3 separate regions of the Homo sapiens genome follow, and all the other regions are linked to region 2. A link is a contact called in ENCODE Hi-C or POLR2A ChIA-PET data. All regions are on one chromosome and are shown on one strand. Each heading gives the region's core, a stretch centred on a gene start or an enhancer-like site at or near the end of the contact. The rest is flanking DNA. Distances are from core to core; before and after follow the strand shown.

Evidence for each region. Hi-C counts contacts between places; a loop is a spot of excess contacts on that map. ChIA-PET counts read pairs that join two places held with the same protein, here RNA polymerase II (POLR2A). Pooled maps may share reads with other maps.
Region 1: a loop to region 2 is called in a map with no recorded cell type, with 2.9 times the contacts of the local background. The contact joins two enhancer-like sites. A Hi-C loop is called at or near these places in 1 of 168 maps with a recorded cell type or tissue (gastrocnemius medialis), 1 of 37 single-sample maps with no recorded cell type and 1 of 50 pooled maps. POLR2A ChIA-PET finds 5 or more read pairs at or near these places in 5 of 52 experiments (CD4-positive, alpha-beta T cell, HEK293, OCI-LY7 and 2 more).
Region 3: a loop to region 2 is called in a map of naive thymus-derived CD4-positive, alpha-beta T cell, with 2.3 times the contacts of the local background. The contact joins two enhancer-like sites. A Hi-C loop is called at or near these places in 7 of 168 maps with a recorded cell type or tissue (Right ventricle myocardium inferior, endothelial cell of hepatic sinusoid, esophagus muscularis mucosa and 3 more), 1 of 37 single-sample maps with no recorded cell type and 9 of 50 pooled maps. POLR2A ChIA-PET finds 5 or more read pairs at or near these places in 3 of 52 experiments (HEK293, activated CD4-positive, alpha-beta memory T cell and activated naive CD4-positive, alpha-beta T cell).

The regions. Positions count from the first base shown.
Region 1 is chr12:93,800,239-93,804,277 of GRCh38, forward strand. All of the region lies in intron 2 of CRADD (CARD and death domain containing adaptor protein), which reads left to right. Among named protein-coding and RNA genes, the nearest start is that of CRADD-AS1, 64 kb to the left of the region's middle. Within about 2 kb of position 2,322, at least 9 of the 41 ENCODE cell types and tissues checked have a DNase peak (open chromatin) inside an H3K27ac peak, as active enhancers do.
Region 2 is chr12:93,847,285-93,851,245 of GRCh38, forward strand. CRADD (CARD and death domain containing adaptor protein) reads left to right here. Exons shown (of 3, transcript NM_003805.5): 3 at 2,686-3,472. The coding sequence ends at 2,987. Among named protein-coding and RNA genes, the nearest start is that of CRADD-AS1, 110 kb to the left of the region's middle. RefSeq lists a silencer at 710-759 and an enhancer at 1,676-1,775. Within about 2 kb of position 1,572, at least 11 of the 41 ENCODE cell types and tissues checked have a DNase peak (open chromatin) inside an H3K27ac peak, as active enhancers do.
Region 3 is chr12:93,892,913-93,897,369 of GRCh38, forward strand. LOC105369911 (a long non-coding RNA gene) reads right to left here. Exons shown (of 3, transcript NR_135017.1): 3 at 2,053-2,453. It also overlaps a transcript of CRADD not described here. Among named protein-coding and RNA genes, the nearest start is that of CRADD-AS1, 160 kb to the left of the region's middle. Within about 2 kb of position 1,744, at least 21 of the 41 ENCODE cell types and tissues checked have a DNase peak (open chromatin) inside an H3K27ac peak, as active enhancers do.

The sequences.
Region 1 (4,039 bases), core at 1,072-3,571, 46 kb before region 2:
ATACGTCCCAGTCAGTGTTGGAATGTCCAAGAAGAGTGCTGTTGCCCAAATGCAGGAGAGGATGGATGTTCCAGCTCAAGAAGAGAGAAAATTCACCCTTCCTTGCTTTTTTGTTCTATTTGGGCCCTCTACAGACTGGATGGTACCCACCTACATTGGCAAGTGATATGGTTTGATTCTGTGTCTCCATCCAAATCTCATCTCGAATTGTAATCCCCATGTGTTAGGGAGGGACCTGGTGGGAGATGACTGGATCATGGGGACGGTTCCCCCATGTTGTTCTTGTGATAATGAGTGAGTTCTCACAAGATCTGATGGTTTAAAAGTATGGCACTTACTCCTGCTCTCTCTCTCTCTCTCTCTGGCCACTATGGAAGATCTGCCCCTTGCTTCCCCTTTGCCTTCTGCCATGATTGTAAGTTTCCTGACATGCATACTGTGAGTCAATTAAACCTCTTTTCTTCATAACTTACCCAGTCTCAGGTAGTATCTTTATAGCTGTGTGAGAATGGACTAATACAGTGAGGGTGATCTTTACTCAATCTGTTGATTCAAATGCTACTCTCTTATGAAAATACCCTTACAGACACATCCGAAAATAATGTTTCGCCAGCTATCTGGGCACCCCTTAAGCCCAGTCAAGTTGACACACAAAATTAACCATCACATACACTATTAAAGTGGCTGAATCATTTATTCTGGATTAGGGTGATTTTATCATTGTGGTGGTAGTTAATACACTTTTCTGTTTGCTATATTTCCTGTAAGCTAGTCGTTGAATCTAGAGGCTTGATTAGATTCAGGTTAAATATTTCAGGCAAGAATATCTTTTATTGGTGGTGCTGTAGACTTTCAACCATACCACATCAGGAGGTACATAAAGCCTGTCAGTCCCATGTGTAATGATCATAGATTGATTGGAGGTTTTGACATTTTCACCTTGATCTTTCCATTATAAAGTTCCTTATCAACCTTTCACAATGGTTTAATGTTTATTGATAACTGCCAAATTCCAGTACTTCATGAGGTGGAAGCAAAATGGTAGTTTCCTAATTCCTACATTCTTCTGCATTTATTAGCTGGTATTGATCTCTGAAGAACTTTCCCTCCTTAACTATTTGATTGGCCTTAGATGTAGTTCTTAGGCCCTATTTTATTTTATTTTTATCTATTTTTTTGAGACGCAGTCTCACTGTGTTGCCCAGGCTGGAGTGCAGTGGTATGATCTCAGCTCACTGCAACCTCCACCTCCTGGGTTCAAGTGATTCTCCAGCGTCAGCCTCCTGAGTAGCTGGGATTACAAGCACCCGCCACTATGCCTGGCTAATTTTTGTATTTTTAGTAGAAATGGAGTTTCACTATGTTGGCCAGGCTGGTCTTGAACTCCTGACCTCAGGTGATCCGCCTGCCTCAGCCTCCCAAAGTGCTGGGATTCCAGGCATGAGCCACAGTGCCTGGCCTTTAAAAAATGTTTATTTAAATAGTTTTGGGGGTACAGGTGGTTTTTGGTTACATGGATAAGTTCTTTAGTGGTGATTTCTGAGATTTTAGTGCACCCGTCACTTGAGCAGGGTACACTGTATCCAGTATGTTGTCTTTTATACCTCACCCCCTCCCATCCGGCCACAACAAGTCCCCAAAGTCCATTACATCATTCTTCTGAATCCTCATAGCTTAGCTCCCACTTATAAGTGAGAACATACAATATTTGTTTTCCATTCTTGAGTTACTTCACTTAGAATAATGGCCTCCAGCTCCATCCAAGTTGCCACAAAAGACATTATTTCATTCCTTTTTATGGCTGAGTGGTATTCCATGGCATATATACACCGTGTTTTCTTTATCCATTCGTTGGTTGATGGCCACTTAGGCTGGTTCCCTATCTTTGCACTTGTGAATTGTGCTGCTGTAAACATGCATGTGCATGTGTCTTTTTCATATGACTTCTTTTCCTCTGGGTAGGAACCCAGTAGTGGGATTGCTGGATTGAATGGTACTTCTACTTTTAGTTCTTTAAGGAATCTCTATACGTTTTCCATAGTGGTTTTACTAATTTACATTCCCACCAGCAGGGTAAAAGTGTTTCCTTTTAACCACATCCATGCCCACATCTATTGTTTTTTGACGTTATAATTATGTCTTAGGCTGTATTTTAAATCAGGGCTCTCTGAGCTTGATCTCATGTCAGCCATCATCATATCAGTGTGAAAACAGACTAGAACCAGGTATCAGTGATGCAGCAGCCAGGAGAATTTCTGGGCCAGGGGCCAGGCCACAAGCTGCATATCCCAATGGCCAACTGGTCATGGCTACTTCCTTTTTCTCATCTAGTGCAAGCTCAAGAGGTGTGGGATGGGACAATATTCCACTGTTCTGCAGGTAAATGTATCTTTGTGGGGCCTCTGAATGTCCTCTTCGGTCTGCTAGTCTCCTGACAAGGGGGGAAAACACTATCCAGACCTTTTCTCTGGGAGGCCATTTGTTTTCCTGTAATCTGTAGAAGAAACCAAGGTACTTTTGTGGGTGCAGCATCTCAGTTACTGGGGGAGCTTCTCAGTGTGAGCTCTGAATGCTTCAGGATGTCTTCCAATAGCCAGCCTTTCCTCTGTGTAAAAGGTTTCTCTGGAGTAATGGAGATAGCATGTGTGCAAGTAGGCAGGAGCTCCCCTTAGTGTCAGCTTGAGAGCAAGGAAGGGAGAGGAGAGCTATGCCTCTGAAACAATACCATTTTGCCCCCAATGCCAGTTTTATTTCAGAGATAAAATGCCATGCTTCAGAGCCATCAATGATAATTGTTTGAGATTGATGACCTTTGGAAGCTGACAGAATACTAACTTCTGGGAGAAGACTAGAGTAGATCAGGATGATTTCTTGGTATACTCTCAGCTGTTTCCCACCATGTGTTTCCTCTTCTTTCTGATATACAGCCAAAATACATTTCCCAGTCTGCCTTGCAGTTAAGGGAAACTGAGGTCTCGTCAATGGAATATGAATAGAGAAATGTGTACCACTTCCAGGCCTGGCCCATGAAAACCTCCCATATGCTCTCTCTCTTTCATCTTCCTTTTCCCTTCAGGCTGGCTGGAGGGGAGGCAGCTCCTGGGAGAGATTTGGAAGTTGGCAGAGCTGCTATTAAGCTGGGTTCCTGAATGATGGCAAGAAAGAGGCCCACTCCTCTATCGTATTCACCTGCCAAGTATTGTTTGTGAGCAAGAAAAAAAATATCTACTGTAGTTGAGGCCATCTTAAATACAGTTTCTCTTTTAAAGCCATTCCACGTCCACCATTTGGCATTAAGCGTCTTTAAAAAAAACTGTGAGTGCCCTGCCTTGCCAGTAAGCTGTTAGCAAGTCTTAACTCGGGAGATCTGTCTCTCCTGGCATTCTGAGAAGCAGAAGTCTCAAATTACTTCCAGCTGAAATGGAAAAGAAACAAAACAAAACAGAAACTCATCTGTGGTAGGCAGACTAATGTCCCTCCCACCGAGATGTTCATGCCTGAGTCCTTAGAACCTGCAAATATGTTACCTCCATGGCAAAGGGGACTTTGCAGGTGTGATTAAGGGTACTGATCTTGAGATTGGGAGATTATTCTGGATTATCTAGATGGGCCCAACCTAATCACAAGAAAACATTGGAAAAGGGAGGAAAAGAGTGGATCAGACCGATGCGATGTGATGATTTGACCCACTGTTGCTGTCTTTGAAGATGGTGGCAAGGCCTTGGAGCTAAGGAATACAGTCTCTAGAAGCTGGAATAAACAAGGCAATGCAATCCCCTTAGAGCCTCCAAAAGGGAGCACAGGTCTCAGAACTGTTAAGATAATAAATTTGTACTGTTTGAAGTCATTAACATTTGTGGCCATTTGTCATGGCAGTAGTAGAAAACTAATACACCATCCCATACAAAACACTTAAATGAAAAAAAAAATACATACATCTGTAGAGTAGGCACATCTGTAGGTTCTTAATGCCTGTCATCCTTATCTGGAAACTTGGGTGTTTAATGCATTTTGGCAAGAGTGATGCCAGTGAGGATGT
Region 2 (3,961 bases), core at 322-2,821:
AGGTCTACAAACTTTTAAGGGAAATAACATTATTTAAATAATATAATTTAAAATTATGAATATAATTTTATATTATACTGTTAAGAATATAAAAAGATAAAAATAATATAAAATTGTTCTCTAAATATTAAGTTATTATTCCAGTGAAGGCAATAAGCAGGATGCCTTGACCTGAAAGAAGTCAAGAGACTATGGCAGTCATGAGCATTGCTTGAAAAAAAAAAAAAAAAAAAAAAACCTCCCTGTGATGAAATTGACCCAAATGACTCAAATCAGAAGAACAGACCCAGGAGTAGAAAAGCCACAGATGAAGAACAGTAACAACAGCAACAACAACAAAACACTGGTGAGCATTCAACCATTACAATGCCACCTTAGGACTAAACAATGGGGCAAGGGGGCATGGATGATTGTTAAAGAAATGTATAACTATTAGGCATCTGGCAAAATAAAAATTATGTAAGTGAAAAAAAATCAAGTGTGAGGAAGTGGAGAGGAAATGTAAAGTAATTATAGAGTATTTCTATAAAAACATGCAGTTAACCCTTGAGTTTTCGTAACTTTTTTCTGTGCATTAAATTGTGTGTGTGTATGTTTTCAAGTATGTTAACTTGTAACCGCTGGTCAGAATGTCATTTTGTTTCACTTCTGCTTTTTCTTCTGTTACATCCAAACAAAATTACATAGCTCTTACTGGAAAGAAAAGGTCATATGTTATCATTTTAAATGAACCCATTACCCTCTATCTAGCCTTCTACCAGTGTATGTGCATACAGAGATATCCAGAATGATGGTCACCAACTGTAAACACAATAGCGGGATATTGGATGATTTCTTTTCTTCTTTGCGCTGTTTTCTGTTGCTTTATTTTTTTTTTAATGAGCCTATGTTTTTATACAAGCCGTAAAATCATTGCTGTTAATCTCAACTATTGATCAGTAGTGTCATCAGTATTCTAATTGCGTCATAGTCATTGTTTTTTAAATTGTAGTGTTGACAAACACCAGAAAGAGCCCTTGACAATATTTTTGCAACTCATCTCTAAGGTGCTGGCCGCTGCCCAGAGGCCAAAGACATGGGCTGTGGAAAACATCAGCTCTTGTAATAAGGTGCCTTTGCCTTCTTATTGAATCATAAATCAAAACACAATAGTGGACTGATGAGCATGAAGTAGACTGACCTGAATCCCTGTGATGCTGATGGATGGGAGTATAGTGTACTGTGCTGTCAAACAAATGTCTGAACCTAGCAAATGACTTTGGATGTTTGGAGTCCGTCTCAATCTCTGCACTTGGCTGCTGTGAGTGCCTTTCACTTCCTCCATTGCGATTCTCCTGCCTCTGGGCCTTTGCACATGCAATTCTCTCTTCTCGAGATGCGCCACGCCCTGTTCCTCCTTCATCACCCAGCTCCTCCTCCTAGTGTTCAGGGCTTAGCTTTAGCCTCCTTCCCCTGGAAGGCCTTCCCTAATGAAGTTAGGAGCTCCTCTGTATAACCAAAGGCACTGCTCACTGGTTTTGCTGGGCACATTTATAACCATTCACTCAATGTCATGCTTCTTAGCAGACTGGCCTCAGGCAAATAAGAATCTAGTTCAGGAAGTGTAAGGTCAGATTTCCTCGTTGCCCCGTCTCATACTTCCTGTTCCTCTTCTGGGCTCTGCCAGAACGGTAACTCCACTCTTGTGGCCTCTGCTATGAACAAACCCCGCTCTCTTCCCTTCCTGCTACCCTATGGCCTCTTAGGTTTATTTTGTTCTCAGCAGCCCTCTTGGCTCTGGCTTCTGTTAGCAGCTACACGTTTTCTCGGTAATATTTCAAGTTCAACCTCATCGGCGAGGGTAGCTGTTTGGTTTAGCCTTTGTCCTCTAGCACGTGCCTTTCCTGCAGGGAGGGGCATTCCCAGCCTTGGAACAGGCCCCATCACTAAGGCCACAGACAGTGCCAGAGGGAGCTGGGGTCTGTGCAGCCATTCTTGAATTCCCCCAGAATGCCTTGCCTGGCCTTGAGTAAAAGGGATAGAAGTGAAAAAAGCCTGTTACAAAGCAGCATGTACGAGGTAACCCTTCATGTGTGTTTTATATATCAAAGAAAATAGACTAGTTATTATCAATGAGTTTTTCTGGTGGGATTTCTAGTTATTTTTATTTTGTTGCTTTCAAAGTTTCTGTAACAGGCAGGGTGCTGTGGCTCACGCCTGTAATCCTAGCACTTTGGGAGGCCAAGGCAGGTGGATCACCTGAGGTCAGGAGTTCAAGACCAGCCTGGCCAACATGGTGAAACCCTGTCTCTGCTAAAAATACAAAAATTAGCTGGGCATGGTGGCAGTTGCCTGTAATCCCAGCTACTTGGGAGGCTGAAACAGGAGAATCACTTCAACCCAGGAGGTGGAGTTTGTAGTGAGCCAACATCATGCCATTGCTCTCCAGCCTGGGTGACAGAGTGAAACACCGTCTCAAAAAAAAAAAAAAAAAAAGTTTCTGTAAAAACATTTTCACAGATACTTAACAGCATTGAAGCCCTGAATCATGGCGTTGTACAGAGCAGCCCCCAGGAAGAAGACAAGAGCCAATTGGCTCTGCCATTTGGAAGCATTGCCTTCTTCTCCCCACGATTCTCATTTCTGCCCCCAAATGATGTGTTTGTTGCCTTGCTCATTTCACCGGGGTGTCTTTTTCCTCCTCAGGTGACAGATTGACTGGGATCCCCTCGCACATCCTCAACAGCTCCCCATCAGACCGGCAGATTAACCAGCTGGCCCAGAGGCTGGGCCCTGAGTGGGAGCCCATGGTGCTGTCTCTGGGACTGTCCCAGACGGATATCTACCGCTGTAAGGCCAACCACCCCCACAACGTGCAGTCGCAGGTGGTGGAGGCCTTCATCCGTTGGCGGCAGCGCTTCGGGAAGCAGGCCACCTTCCAGAGCCTGCACAACGGGCTGCGGGCTGTGGAGGTGGACCCCTCGCTGCTCCTGCACATGTTGGAGTGATGGTGCCTCCAGCAACCGCTGGGGAGTGTGTCCCTGAGTCATGTGGGCTGAATCCTGACTTTCACTCAGAGCAGGTGGTTTTTTGTGTAGGTTTGTTTTTTATTTTTGATGATCTTCAGATGGAAGGAGAAAACAGGGTTTCCACTAGACATTACTTGAAAGGCCAGATTACTCAGCAGATCTCCCATGTTGGCTCAACAATTCTTTGTTTTTAATTGCTTGAAGATTGCATTGTTGTAATTGTTCAGTTTTTAAATGTGTAATGGCATTTTAATAGACTAGTAAATCACAGTGGTTCAAAATATATATCCATATATATATATATCCATATATATATCTCATGTCATCACATTACAGGCAGGTGTCTCATATGTAAAACATTTACCTGAATGTTGTCTGAGGACTGAACTGTGGACTTTACTATTCATAATGATAAAATAATAAAATGCGAATTACTATATATAATGTGCCTCACTCATGAGAAAGTACCGTGTTGGGTTTTTTTTTTTCTTTCTCATTCCTGTGTTGCATAGATTAAGGGTGTAAAATTACAATAGTCTTTTTTTTCTTTTTGGAACAGAATTAATAGTAACAGTGAAATGGTTACTTTCCCAAGTCAGGATAAATAGCTCAGGCAGGATGTCTGTATTAAATATTGTAAGACACTAAAGCTCCCTGCAAAGACCAGTTCAAGGACCAGCATGCATACCCGAGCCCTTCATCTTTAAAAGATCGCTCGAGAAAATCCTGTGCTGTTTATTGAAAGCATTAAGTCAGGGGACGAGAGGGGGTGTGGTCTTTCCATTGAAGCCAGAATGACTGAAGTGTTGTGCTCCTAAGGAGTATGATTTAGTCTTCTGTCCTTTTATCAATAGCACATGGTGTTTATAGAATGCTTTACTGTTTTCACGGCTTTTCCTGTATGTGATCTCATTTGGACCTCTCAGCAATGCTGTGGGGCAGTGGGCAAGGTG
Region 3 (4,457 bases), core at 494-2,993, 46 kb after region 2:
GATTAATCACAGTGTCTTGTTTCCCAAAGCAAATGTGGCCTTGGCTCTTCCGAAAGAACACAGGCTGTGCTGTAAAGAAGGGCTGCAGCCGCCTGGTGCTTGACAAGGTCCCCAAGACGGGAAGGGACACATGTAGCCCTGTCCTCCAGGACTCGGCTCTTCCTTTTTTACCTTCCAGGGAGCTCAGGTTACCAGTTTCCTTTGTGTTTTTCTGCCAGTGTGAACAGGAGAAATATTAGCCTTTAGAGATTTCTTTACAGTTCCTTGAAAGCTGGAGGGGTGAAATCAGCCAGAGAATTATATAACAGCAAAGCTCATTTAAAGCAACAGTGTCTTTCTATAGGGCTGTGGTGGTTCCTTACCAGTTTTTGTTACTAACTATAAAGAAAAGGATGCTAATTTTGTGAATAAAATAGAGGGGCATTCCCTTCCCTCATTACTTTCTGTTTGTTCATTGGACGGACACAATTCCTAGGGTGTTGATTTAAAAAAAAAAAATTGAAGCCTCTTTCAAGGAAGACTAGGGGAAATCATGTACATTAACCTCAGGCAGACACGGCATACTTATTCTTGTTAGAAGTCAGAAGAAAAAAAATAAAGAGAAAAGCTTTCTAAAGCATTTGTTTGTTTTAATTTAAGAGTCACGGGGAATTTTATAAATACTCGGCTAAATTCTTCAAAGGGAGCCATGTTCTTTAAATTTAAGCACTAGGCTGGGCGCAGTGGCTCATGCCTGTAATCCCAACACTTTGGGAGGCTGAGATGGGCCGATCACCTGAGGTCAGGAGTTCAGGACCAGCCTGGCCAACATGATGAAATCCTGTCTCTACTAACAATACAAAAATTAGCCAGGCGCGGTAGCATGTGCCTGTAATCCGAGCTACTCTGGAGGCTGAGGCAGGAGAATCACCTGAACCTGGGAGGCAGAGGTAGCAGTGAACCACACCACTGCACTCCAGCCTGGGCGACAGAGCAAGACTCCATCTCAAAAAAGAAAAAAAAAAAAATAAGCACTAGATCATCTATTCCTACGTTGTTTGACCTAGAGCTTAAATACATCTCAAAGTGCACCACACACATTAGCTCAGCTGATCGCCATACTCCCTTGATTTGACCTTCTCTTTCTTCTCATTTTAGAGATGAGGAAACTGAGGCCAAAGGATTCTGTTACTTGCCTGGCTTCACAGCTCACCTGGAGATTCTGAACTGGCATCTTCCTCTCTCTGCCATCACCCCAGACCCTACCCTCTTTCCTCTACACCAGTGGTTCTCAATCAAGGGCGATTTTGCCTTCCAGGGGACATTTGACAATGTCTGGAGGCGTTTTTGGTTGTCACAATTCTGTGTATGTGTGTGGGTGGGCGGGGGGCAGGGGATTATGTTGGCATCTAGTGAGTAGATAACAGAGATGCTGCTAAACCTACAATGCTCAGATGGCCCCTAACAAAGAAGTATGTTGTCCAAAATGTCAATGGTGCAGAGGGTGAGAAGCCCTGGTCTATACAGAGCTCAGCAGTCCAGAGCAATTGCAACCTCTGGGAGTTGCCAAGAGCTCCTCTGCCCAGCAACAGGCTTGGCCTCTCTCCTGTGGCTGCCACAAGAGTTAAAGCCACTGTCTGGAATGCCCTTTGGCAGTGGCCAAGTGTCCCCTGCAGAACTGACTGCGGGACATGCGGTGCATCAGCCGGAGCTGATGTGTTTTGTAATTTATAGTCACAGGGCGCCTGTCTTCATTTAGCAGTAGGCCTGCTGGCAGCTTCCCTGCCAGGGAGGAAGCAAGTTCCACAGAGGCCCACAGCCCCCGCCAGCTGCCGGCCCGTGGTATTTGGGGACGGCTGTTGCTCAGAGACACCTGGGAATAGGCCGGGGCCGAGATGGCGCTGAGCACTCGGTCTCCCCTTCAGACCCATCCATCAGCAGCGGTCCCTGCCAGAAGATGGCCTATTGAACATTTCCAGAAATAGCACAGCCAAGCCCGTCAACTGCTTTCTTGGAAATACATTCAATAAGGATGGCGGTCCTCCAGCAGGGAGAGCAGAAAGCCTGGCCTGGATCAGTCTGCTGAGAAACAGCAATGCCTGGCTACAGGCCATGTCGGTGCCTTGGGAAAGGGGAGCGGTTCTCATGGGACTTCCCAAGCCCTGCAGCCTCTGAAGTCACTTCAAAATGTTCTCAGTATGGAGGGAGAGAGTCACACCTTGCAGAAGGCCTTAGGCCCTGCCGACTTCTTCTAACTCAGTGACCTGCACATCTTGCTGTGTTCGTTCAGACACCCCGCAGACAGGAAGGCGATTCAGGCTTGGAGGCAAGGTATTAACTGTCAGCAGAGAGAGACCTCTGCATCATCTGGGGAACGTTTATTGCAGTCCCTCCTCTTGTGAGCTTCACTCCCAAGTAGAACCAAAGGAGCATCAGCAGGGGGAGTATTTTCTTCCCCAATCCTTCGGTCATTCCTGAGGTACAGGAAATACAAGGCAAAGATGTCATATTGAAAGAAAAGCTTATAATTTCTACTCCTCCCCTCCCCACTTCCCACAGAATTAACTTTCCCTTAACTTCCCTAACAGGGGCCTGACATTGCGGTTTGAATTCAGCCACCCTGGGAATCTGCACCCTGAGCTTTCTCCAATTTCTGGGATGGCACAGTGATGGCAGGGCTTAAGAGTGCCTCAAGAAGGCCAGCTGCCTTTAAAAACAAGCTCCTGGAAGATGTAGGTGTCACATAAAAGCAAGAGACCAAAAACTCTCTGCAATTTGGGGTGTTCAGGAAATGTTGATTGATCACATTTTTTAAATTATAAGAGACTGCTGGACATGGTGGCTCACTCCTGTAATCCCAGCACTTCAGGAGGCCCAAGTGAGAGGATTGCTTGAGCCCAAAAGTTCAAGACCAGCCTGGGCAACATGGCAAAACCTCACCTCTACAAAAAATCTAAAAATTAGCCAGGTGTGGTGGTGCACACCTATAATCCCAGCTACTTGGGAGGCTGTGTGGGAGGATTCCTTGAGCCCAGGAGACTGAGGCTGCAGTGAGCCATGATAGTGCCACTGCACTCCAGCCTGGGTTTACAGCAAGACCCTGTCTCAAAAAAAAAGTGTAAGACAGTTACCAGGTTCATCATAAAAAATTCGTGGGACCTGGTTTTATTTGCAAGAGCCACTGACTCTCAGGACAAACAAGATTTGAAGCCCACACTGAGCTATAGGTGGAGGCAGGGCTGTGAGAATACAATACAGGATGCCCAGTTAAATTTAAATTTCAGGTAAGCAATAATATTTTTTGTATAATTGTATTCCAAATATTATTATTATTTATCTGAAATTCAGATTTAATGGGCATCAGGTGTTTTGTTCAATCTGTTCACTCCATTTGGGGTATAAATTGATCTAGTTTTTAAACTGATAACAGGGAACACTGACACATATTCAATACATATGAAAGACGATACCAGTTAAGAGAAGAAGAAGGAGATTAGCAATGAAGAGGGAAAGCGAGAGAAATACCAGGAAGAAAAGGAGATGGGCATAGCGAAGGAGAAAAAGTTCCAAATGAAAGAGAAACAGGAAGTGCTGAGGAGAGAGAAGAAAACAGGAATGTTTCTGAAGGACCAAAAATGTTTGATAAATTATGACTGTTACACAGAGAGCCATCTCCCTGGGAAATGCTGTTGAGTTGGCTAACCACTGTTCCTGGATCTGCAGCTCTTTGTTCTGTCTGGTAAAACACACAGTGACCACTAGGGAGAAATGACTCTCTAAGCCACAGTACCATTATCTGGGTCACTATTACCCCAGGCTCAGGTTGTTAAATAAAATTTATAGGAGGCCATTGCTTTGGACAGAGTCCTTCCACTGGGCTCCAACAGACCAAAGCAAACCAGAATAGTGTCACTTGTGCTACCTGACATGTGCTCAAACTGAACTTTAAAACGGGCCAGTTTTCCAAAAATCAGGAGATTTACAGCAACCAACTGAAAGTGAAGTGGTGTCATTCATCTGGGGTGATACCTGAGGTTCACTGCCTCATGCCAAAGAAATCGAGGATGCAGACACACACAGAGTGAGTTTAACAGGCGAAAGAAAGAGAATAGGTCTCTCTCCTGCAGAGAGGGGGATTCTCGAGTAGGTCTTCCGGTTCCATGGTGAAATGCACAGGGTTTTATAGATGATCTTGAGGAGGCAGTGTCTGATTTACATAGGGCCCAAAGGTTGGTTGGACCAGGTGTGTCATTTACATAACGTGCGAAGAAGATGGCTACCCCACCCTAATCTTTTATTATGCAGATATGTGCCATATTGCCTGTTTCTTTACTGTACACGTGGTGACAAAGAAAAGGGAAGATGGAGCCTCCATGCTGAACATGCCTGGTCCCCAGGTAGCCTTTTCCTATTGGCATAGCTGCCAGCATTCATCCATGCAAGCTTCCAGTTTGCTTATCTATGTTTGCAGCTCAACT